Linked DNA regions of Homo sapiens: region 2 is linked to region 1. Evidence: read pairs that join two places in POLR2A ChIA-PET (ENCODE). Cell type or tissue: OCI-LY7. All regions are shown on one strand.

Region 1 (5,000 bases):
GTCAAAATATTCTAAAGTGAGACCAAGAAGCTCTAAGTCTAATTTGAAAACTATGAACGTTTTACTATTATACACCAGAGTTTTGGGTACAATGACATGGGCCATAAACTGGTTTAATCCATAGTGTATGACAAATACTAAGAGGCTCAACTCACCTGCCTTTATTAAGTATAAGAGAAGGCTAGTCCTTGTCTAATTGGTTTCTCCCTTTCAAGAAGGAGAAGGGTATATGGTGAATTCTGAAGTGGGAAGCCTGTTGTTTTCTCTGTTTTGCATATCTGAGAATACCAAAATGAGTAGCCCAAGGATGTCATATGGGAAACTTTATGCTTCACAGCGGAAAACTGGCCTGCCCCTCCAAGGTCATTACATCATTACCACGGGTCTATTCATGTGATAAGAATATTAATTTAAAATAAGTCTGAGCTTTAACAAAGAAACCTCACACCTGTCAAATGTGACATTATGATGATGTTCAGAAGAACAACAGAAGAGTAGGTGACAACTGGACTGTGGCAGCCCATGCTGTATCACATTCATTGTACAATTCAATGGTTTTCACTTCACAAGGAAATGCCCTCATCAACATGGTCACGTGATGCAGATAGGGAGGCCTTATCCACAACAACACCTGTGATTCCTGGTGTATTTGGGCCAATCATGGTAGTCTCATTCCATCATCAGTAACTGGTTTGAAGTGTGAGAATGTGATACAACTTTGGGCCACTGAACTTGTGAGTAATCTGCTGAGATTTTCTGGAAAGGTTTCCTTATACCTAATGAGAAGACATGCAGGTGTGTATCTTTGGATGTGGCAGCACCTGGAGCTTTTGCAACAAACAGCTTCTAAAATGATGTGTGGTTTGCACAGTAATGACACAGGCCAGAGGTTGGTAAATTATAGTCCACCTGTTTTTGTAAATAAAGTTTTACTGGAACTCAACCATTTACATATTTTTCATATTACGATTGCTGTGGTAAACAGATCCAACACAGATAATATGACCAGCAAAGTTGAACATATTTAATATTTTTCCCTCTGTAGCAAAAAGTTTGCTGATCTCTGATTCAGATTCACAACTAGTTGTTTTTTTCTAAATATTTCACCAATATACTTACTATACTTGAGTAGCAGTACATCTATATGACAACCGCAAAGTATTCACTTTCTTTCACTTTTAAGGTTTAAAACCTAGTTTTAAGAATTACATTATTGTCTCAGAACACGAACATTCATGGGACAGATGGAAGTTACTACAGTATTTTAGCAGAAGCATCTTTTGGATATAATCCAATTCAACAAATGTTTATTGAGCTCCGTATGTCATAATATAAGTTTCAATAAAATACCATCTCCATACTCAAGGAGCTCAAAGAAAAACAGGTGAACATCTGAAATCCACAAATAATCTGAAAAGGGGGAAGCAGACTGTGATAGGTACCCTTAAAAATAAAAAACAGAAAAAATTACCACATCGCAGAGACAGAAACATCACGTCTAATGGAGAATATTAAAAAAAAAAAAAAAAAAAAGTATCCCTGGAAAGACCTGAGGATTTGCTGTGTGTCTGGCACTGCTCTGAGTGCTCCATATTTAACTCTTAAAACAACCCACAAGGCAGATACTATCACTGTTTCCATTTTACAGTTGAGAAAAATGAGGCACAGAAAGATAAAATAACAAATGCTCAAAGTTTTCAAGCTGGGCTGAGATTCCAGCCCGTCAGTCTAGCCCCAGAGTGTGCACTCCTGTCCTATTCTCTGCTACACAGCTAAAGGGCACTTTACAAGTACCCAAGAGAGGGAGCCTTTGAGGAGTATTACTCAGTAGTCCTATGTAGCTAGAGTACAGTGTTTGGAGTAAAAGAACCAAGTAGGGGGCATACTGCTGAAGACCGTGAATCTTCAGCAGAGGAGTCTATTCTCAATTCGCAGGCAATAGAGAGCCTTGAGGGATATTCCTCAGGGTAGATAAGTATTTCATGTGAAAGGGGAAGTAGGTTATTCTGACTGAGACAAAGTAACAGATTGAAATCAGAAGATTATTAAAATCTAGTCAAGAAGCAATATGGCAGTAGCATTAAGTAATAGTAAAGAGAGAGAAAAATATTGAAGAGATGTGAGGGCTAAGGAGGAGGAGGAACAAACAAGCACAGAGGTTTTGGGCTCAGGTGGATGGGAACATCCACAGGATATGTCCATAGAAGTGACGACACCAGAAGAAGGAGCTGCATTGCTGGAGAGTAGAGACAAGATGCTGGATACAATCATTAAATGTGAAGTGAGTCAGCCTGTCAGAAACGCTATGCTGGAGCTGAGGCTTCATTTAATACTTAAAACATAGAATGATCTATAAGAAAAAGTAACAGTCCTCTGCACAGCACTTTCTAAGGGAATCGACCAGGACACTGGACCTGCCATCAAGTGGCCAGGTTCTGTCCCACTGGGACTCCTACTCAGAAATCTGCATTATGAAACTGCCAGGGTGACATAGTAATAGGGATAAAAGATAGAATGCACGAAGTTTAAGAGGTTCATAGAATGAGTAATGCGTGAACTAAACTTGGGAGGGACCTGAAAAGACACAGAGCAGAGAGGGAGGAAGCCAGGTGAAAAAGAAATGAAGATGAATACAGCTGTGTTGGCAGGAAGGAGAGGGAAGAAGAGAGAGAGTCAGAGAGCATGCAAAAGTATGCACGTGTGTGCAAGCAAGATGAGGGTGGGGGGGGCGGACAGAGCGGGAAAGAATATGAACAGTTGATGAATGTGTGCAGAAGCCTATCACCTCATCAAGATCAAGCCACAAAAGGACATTATGACTGTCTTAATTCCACTTCACATGAGGCCTTACTGAAATAAAGTTCTCCACCCTAAATAGTTTCTTACTGTTCAAAACAAACAAAAAAAAACACTTAAAGCAAATTAGAGTGGGTCTGAGTTCCTTGTACTTAAACAAGCCAGAAGAGAACACAATTTCCCATATTTCCCTGAGGTCGATCTAGGTTTAAACTGCATAGATTAGGTAAAGAACAAACATGAAGAGTCTTTCTCATTCATTAAACTAATGATAATCCTATTTCTATTATATGATAGTTCACTCTCTGAGGTCAATAGAAATGTATGCATTAGGAACATAGGCTTGATCTACTTTATGCCTTATAATGCATACCATGAAACCAGTACAATGTTTTTGACAATGTGTATCAAAATGTAAAATGCCTTTTCCTGTTTTATATAGTGTCTTAAGTTTAGTTCAGGCATTTCCAGCAAGTTCCCAGGTGATGCTGCTGCTGCTGGTCTGGGGACCACACTTTGAGAACCAATGACATAGGGGCTGGATGAAGACTTAGTAATGGAGGCAAACCCAAGGAAACACGAGAAGTGAGACAAGTCAAGGAAGAAACACTAACAAATATAAACATGTAAAGGATATCCAAGAAAGAGGGGCCAATAAAAGATACTAGCAGTTAGACCAGTATGAGGAAAACCCGACAAGGCTAAAATAACAAAAACCAACAACAGAGAGTTTCCAAAACGAAGACATCAAAAGAGTCCCTAAGTAATTCACAGACAAATACAGATGCTCCTAGACTTATCATGGGGTTATATCCCAATAAGCCCATTGTTAGTTGAAAATATCAAAAGTCAAAAAAGCATCTGATACACCTGACCTTAGCCGAGCATACCTTAAATGGGCTCAGAACACTTACATTAGCCTACAGATGGGCAAAATAATCTAACATAAAGCCTATTTTATAATAAAGTACTGAATATGTCACACTTTATTGGATACTGTACTAAACGTAAAAAAAAAAATGATTTTGCACCAAAACTATCATAAAACTAAAAAATCATAAGTCAAACCATTATAACTTAGGAACCATCTGCACATAGTATCACAGTAAAACTAACCACGAATAAGCTTCAACAAGCCAACATCTTGGCATCTGTGGGGGTTTATCTCCTGACCAAGTCCTCTCCTTCAGTTTCTCCCTCCTGTACTGCCCATTTACAAGAAACAAAGGAGCACATATGTATACCCATTCAGATATATTAAAGAAGAATATATTAATGTCTATTTCCTTCAAAATAGCAGCCCTCACCTGCTAACTATCAAGCTCCTCAAAGATTCACACAGTCATCTAAAGTTAGGAAACTTTCCCAACTTGTCGAGACAAAACTCACAGAAGCTGATCTGCCCAAAATTTGAGTTGGCAAGGTATGAGGCAAGCACCATCCACAAACATTCAAATCGTTCCATGCCAAGCTATAGGAAATGCCAACCTAGATCTCCAATTAGGCCTTGGAACAACAAGTAAGCTCTTCCTCTGTGTGTGCTTTTTAACATCCTTCAGCACTGCCTCCCATGTGTGCTGTAAGGAGCCAACCTCCAGAGAGGGAACTCACAGCCTGCTCTCACCTCTGTCTGCCCAATTCCACTTCAAAGTGCCAACAGCCTAGAAATAGCTGCTGGCAGTGACTAAAGCTAGGCAAGGGAAGGTAGAAGACAATGGCTGGGAGCTACAAAGAAGGTAAAGAGTATTATTAGAACTAGTGTCTGCTCATGAGGCCAGATCCTCAGTGAAACTAAGGAGCGTTTTCCCTTCTAGGGAATATCTGGCTAAGGGCTAAGTAAGTAGTAGTAGGTACCACCCAAAGCCTCTGGAGCCAGACCTGCAGCTGCAGCGCCCATCTTCTGTGACTAATCCCTGTGAAGGCTGAGCCAGCACATTAAGGGGTCTGGCAGCAGATAACAAAGCAATCCATCAGTGAGAAAAATAGGCCAGAGGGCACTGGGAGGTGACACTCCTTACAGCTTTTCGTGCCTAGTTCAGAAACTATCTCATCTTCTTAGGATAGTCTTTTAGTTGTACACTTTGAAAGCTGTAGGAAATGCCAACCTAGATCTCCAATTAGGCCTTGGAACAACAATAAGCTCTCCACTGTGTGTGCTTTTAACATCCTTCAGCACTGCCTCAGCTCCTTCAGCATCCTATTAA
Region 2 (5,000 bases), 54 kb after region 1:
GAAATAAACCTTCACATACATGGTTAAACAATCTTTGACAAAGGTGTCAAAGCCGTTCAATGGAGAAAGATAGTTTATTCAACAAATGGTGTGGGAAAACTGGACGCTCACATGCAAAAGAATAAAACTGGACCCTTTACACCATATACAAAAATTAACTCAACATGGATAAAGACCTAAATGTAAGACATAAAAGTATAAAATCACAAAACTGCTAGAAGAAAACATTGAGGAAAAGCTTCATGACATTGGATTTGACAATCTTTCTTGGATGTGACAACAAAAGCACAGGTAACAAAAGCAAAAACAGACAGATGGAACTACATCAAACTTAAAAACTTTTGTTCATCAAAGGACACAATCAACAGAGTGAAAAAGAAACCTATGGAATGGGAAAAAATGTTTCCAAACCATATGCCCGAAAAAAGGTTAAAATCCAGAATATGTAAAGAACTTCTGCAACCAAACAATGAAAAACAAATAACTGATTAAAAAATGAAAAAAAGTTTGAATAGAAATTTCTCCAAAGATAATACACAGGTAGCCAACAAAGATTCTCAACATCACTAATCATTAGAGAAATGCATTATCCCCTCAGATCTATTGAGATTGCTACTATCAAGAAAAACAGAGAACAAGTATTGAAGAGGATGTGGAGAAATTAGAACACTTGTGCACTAATGGTGGGATTGTAAAATGGTGCAACTGCTATAGAAAACACTATGGAGGTTCCTCAAAAAATTTAACACAGAACTACCATATGATCCAACAATCCCACTTCTACATACATACCAAAAAGAACTAAAAGCAGGGTCTTATAGCATCACTATTCACAATAGCCAAGAGGTGGAAGCAACTCAAATGTCCAATGGATGAATGGACAAACAGTATGCCGTATATTCATACAATGGAATATTATATAGCCTTAGAAAGGAAGGAATCTTGTCACATGCTACAACATGGATGAAACTTGAGGATATTATGAAGTGAAATAAGCCAGTGCCAAAAAGATAAATACTGTATATTCCATATTCATAAGGTATCCACAGTAGTCAAATTCAGAGAAACAGAAAGTAGACTGGTGGCTACCAGGGGCTGAGAGGAGCAAGGAAAATGGAGTTGTTCAATGGGTAAAGAGTTTCAGATTTGCAAGATGGAAAACTTCTGGATATGTGTTTCACAGCAATGTGAATATATTTAACAGTATTGAACTGTATACTTAATAACCGTTAACATGGTAAATTTCATTAAATACATCTTTACCAGAGTAAAATGCATTTTTTTTAAAAATCAGCTGGGCGAGATGGTTCAAGCCTGTAATCAGAGCACTTTGGTGGGCGGATCACCTGAGGTCAGGAGTTCAAGACCAGCCTGGCCAACATGGTGAAACCCTGTCTCTACTAAAAATACAAAAATTAGCTGGGCATGGTAGCGCACGCATGTAATCCCAGCTACTTGGGAGGCTGAGACCCGAGAATTGCTTGAACCCAGGAGGCAGAGGTTGCAGTGAGCCGAGATCATGCCACTGTACTCCAGCCTGGGGGACCGAGCAGACTCCACCTCAAAAAAATAAAAATAAAAAAAAAACAATTAAAAAAATTCAACGGATGGGCTCAAGACCAGGTGGAGGAGAGTAAAGAATCAGTGAACTGAAAGAACAACTAAAATTACTCATCTAAACAAAAGAGAAAAAAAGAGACTGAAAAACAAAACAAACAAACAAAACAACAACAAAAAACAGAGTATCAGGTATCTGTGGGATTATAACCAAAGATCTAACAATTGTGTCTTCAGAGTCCCAGAGAGAGAGGAAAAGGAAAATAGGGCTTTAAAAGTACATGAAGAAATGATGGGTGAAAATTCTCAAATTTGGCAAAAACAACACCTACAGATTCAAAAAGCTATGATAATACAAAACAGAATAAGCTCAAAGATACCCACACCAAGACACATCATAGTTAAACTTTGCTAAAGATAGCAAAAAAATCTGGAAGCAGCCAGGGAGAAAGAAGTCATGACATCTAGACAAAAGAAGGATAGTGGATGTCTCATGAGAAACCCTGAAGGCCAGAAGAAAGAGAACAACATTTTTCAATGGCTTGAAAGAAAAAGAAAAGAAAGAAAGAAAAAGACAAAAGAAACTGTCAACCAAAATTCTACATCAAGTGCAAACATTCCTCAGTAAGCAACAGGTAATCAAGACAACCTCATATAAAAATAAATAAATAAATAAATAGTTACTGGGAGAACTACCCTAAAAGAATGGCTAAAGGAAGTTCTATTTTTAAAAAAAAATAGCTAAAAGAAAGGATCTTAAGTCACTAGGACAGAAGAAAGAGCAATGATACAGTAACTTGTAAAAATGAATCAACTCTATGCTATCCATAAGAAACTCTCTTTAAATAAAACAATATAGGCAGCAAAAATTAAAAAAAGATACATGTGATTGTTAAATTTATGTGTCAACTTAAAGAGCTGGTAAAACATTATTTTTTGGTATGTCTGTGAGTATGTTTCTGGAAGAGAATAGCATTTGAATTGGTAGACTTATTAAAGAAGATGCCCTATTTGGGCACGTGGACCTCATTCAATCCATTGAGACCCAAACAGAACAAAAAGGCAGAGGAAGGAGAAATTTACTCTCTGTTTGAGCTGGGACATCCAAATCTCCTGCCCTTGGAGATGGAACATCAGCCCTTGTGGTTCTCAGGCCTTCAGTCTTGAAAAGAGATTTACGCCACTGGACCCCTCATTCTCAGGCCTTCAGAGTCAGACTGAACTACACTCTCCAGCTTTCCTGGTTTTCTAGCTTGCAGATGGAAGAAATAATTAAGATAACAGAATAGAAAAAAATAAGTTGAAAACAGGAAAACAAGAGAGAAAAATCAATGGAACACAAAACTTGTTCTTTGAAAAAAATCAATAAAATTGACAAACATCTAGTATGACTGACACAGAAAAAAGACACAGACATTATTATCAATATCAGGGATGAAACAAGGAATATAACTATACAGACATCAAGAAGTCAATAAAGAATACTATCAACAGTTCTGCACACTTAAATTTGACAACTTAGATGAAGTGGACCACTTCCTTACAAAGAAAAACTACCAGAACCCACCAAATATGAAAAACAGTAATTTAAGTAGCCCAATAACTTAAATTAAGAAAATTTAATTTCTTAAATTAACAATATCTAAAAAAGACGTTTCCAGACCCAGATGGGTTTCCACTACAGAATTCCACACAATGTTTAAAGAAGAATGAAAACCAATTATACATAATCTCTTCCAGCAAACAAATAAGGAGTGAACACTTTTAAATCATTTTATGGAGCCAGTAATATCCTCATAATAAAACCATTACAAAAAGAAAATTACAGACCAGTATTTCTCGTAAGTACAGATGCAAAAGTCCTTAACAAAATATAAGTAAATAAAATTGAGCGATACATACAAAGAATTATACACATTGACTAAATAGAACTTTTTCCAGGCTTGCAAGAATGGTTCAATATCTGAAAATCAAGCAATGTACTCTACCGTATTAATAGGCTATAAAAGAAAAACCTAATAATTATATCAATTAACACAGAAAAAGCATTTGGCAAAATTCTACATCCATTCATGATAAAAAAAATCTCAGAAAACTAGGAATAGAAAGGAACTACTTCAATTTGATAAAGAACATAGAGAAAAATCCTACAGCTAACATTGTACTAAACAGCAAAAGACTGAATGCATTTTTCCCCAAATATCAGGAACAAGACAAGGATATTCACTCTCACCACTCTTAGTTCACACCGCATGAGAAGTTCTACTCAGTGCAATTAGCCAAGAAAAGGAAATTTAAAAAGCATAGATATCAGATAGGAAGAAATAAATCTGTCCTCATTTGCAAATGACATAATTGTCTATACAGAAAATTTCAAAGAACTACAAATAAGTTCCTCAAACTAATAACTCCATTTATCAAGGTTACAGGATACAAAAAACAACATTTGAAAATAAGTTGTATTCTGTATACTAACAATATGCATGTAAAATCTAAATTAGAAATACAATACCATTTCAAGTGCCCCCCAAAAGTGATAGTTATAAATCTAATTCATATAGGACTTGTATGCTGAAAACTACAAAATGATAAAAGAGATCAAACAAGATCTAAATAAACGGAGAGACAAACCTCTTCATGAAGAGAAAGACTCAACAAAGTACTTAAAAAAAAAATTCCCAAAACCAATATCCTGGTTTAACACAATTCTTATCAAAACACCGGAAAGATTTTCTGTAAACACAGATGAGGTTATTATAAAATTTATATGAAAAAACACAGGTACTATTTTATCTTAAGCAATTTTGAAAAAGAATAGCTACAGTAATCAAGACTTTTTGATCTTGGTAGAGGAACAGACATTAAATCAATTGAGGAATAGAGAAACCCAAAACAGACCCATTTAAGTACAGTAAACTGATTTTGGACAAAGGTACAAGAACAATTTAATGGAGAAAGAATAGTCTTTTCCATAAGTGGTGCTAAAACAACTGGACATATACAGGAACGTGCACACACACACACACACACACACACACACATGCACGCACACACACACAAAGAAAAACTTTGACCTAAGTTTCATATCTTATAAAAAATTTATCTCAAAATGGATCATGGACTTAAATATGAAATATAAAGCTTTTAGGAAAAAAGGAAAAGAAAAATCTTCAGGATCAAAGGATAAGCAAAGAGTTTTAAGACTTGACAATAAAAGCAAGAATATAAAGGAAAGGATCCATACACTGGACTGCATCAAAGTTTAAAACTTCTACTCTGAGGAAGACTCTGAAAGAGGATGAATAGACAAGCTATAAATTAGAAGAAAATATGTGCAAACCACATACCCAATAAAGACTTACTGTCTAGAAAATATTAGGAACTGTGAAAAACTCAACAGTAAAAATTTTTAAATCCAATTAGAAAATGGGCAAAAGACATTT

Evidence for each region. Peaks named below come from ENCODE experiments on the same cell type or tissue, not always from the same donor. Only the 100,000 strongest peaks of a DNase experiment are listed, where the experiment ranks them.
Region 2: POLR2A ChIA-PET joins it to region 1 with 6 read pairs; 6 of 35 experiments call an interaction of 5 or more read pairs at or near these places.

What each region holds. Positions count from the first base shown.
Region 1 is chr7:70,025,794-70,030,793 of GRCh38, reverse strand. The region is part of intron 2 of AUTS2 (activator of transcription and developmental regulator AUTS2); the gene reads right to left. Among named protein-coding and RNA genes, the nearest start is that of AUTS2, 430 kb to the right of the region's middle. In OCI-LY7, no CTCF peak of the experiment used is centred here; DNase peaks (open chromatin) are centred at 583, 693, 1,863 and 2,683; H3K4me3 peaks cover 1,034 bases; H3K27ac peaks cover 2,221 bases.
Region 2 is chr7:69,972,270-69,977,269 of GRCh38, reverse strand. All of the region lies in intron 2 of AUTS2 (activator of transcription and developmental regulator AUTS2), which reads right to left. Among named protein-coding and RNA genes, the nearest start is that of AUTS2, 380 kb to the right of the region's middle. In OCI-LY7, no CTCF peak of the experiment used is centred here; no DNase peak of the experiment used is centred here.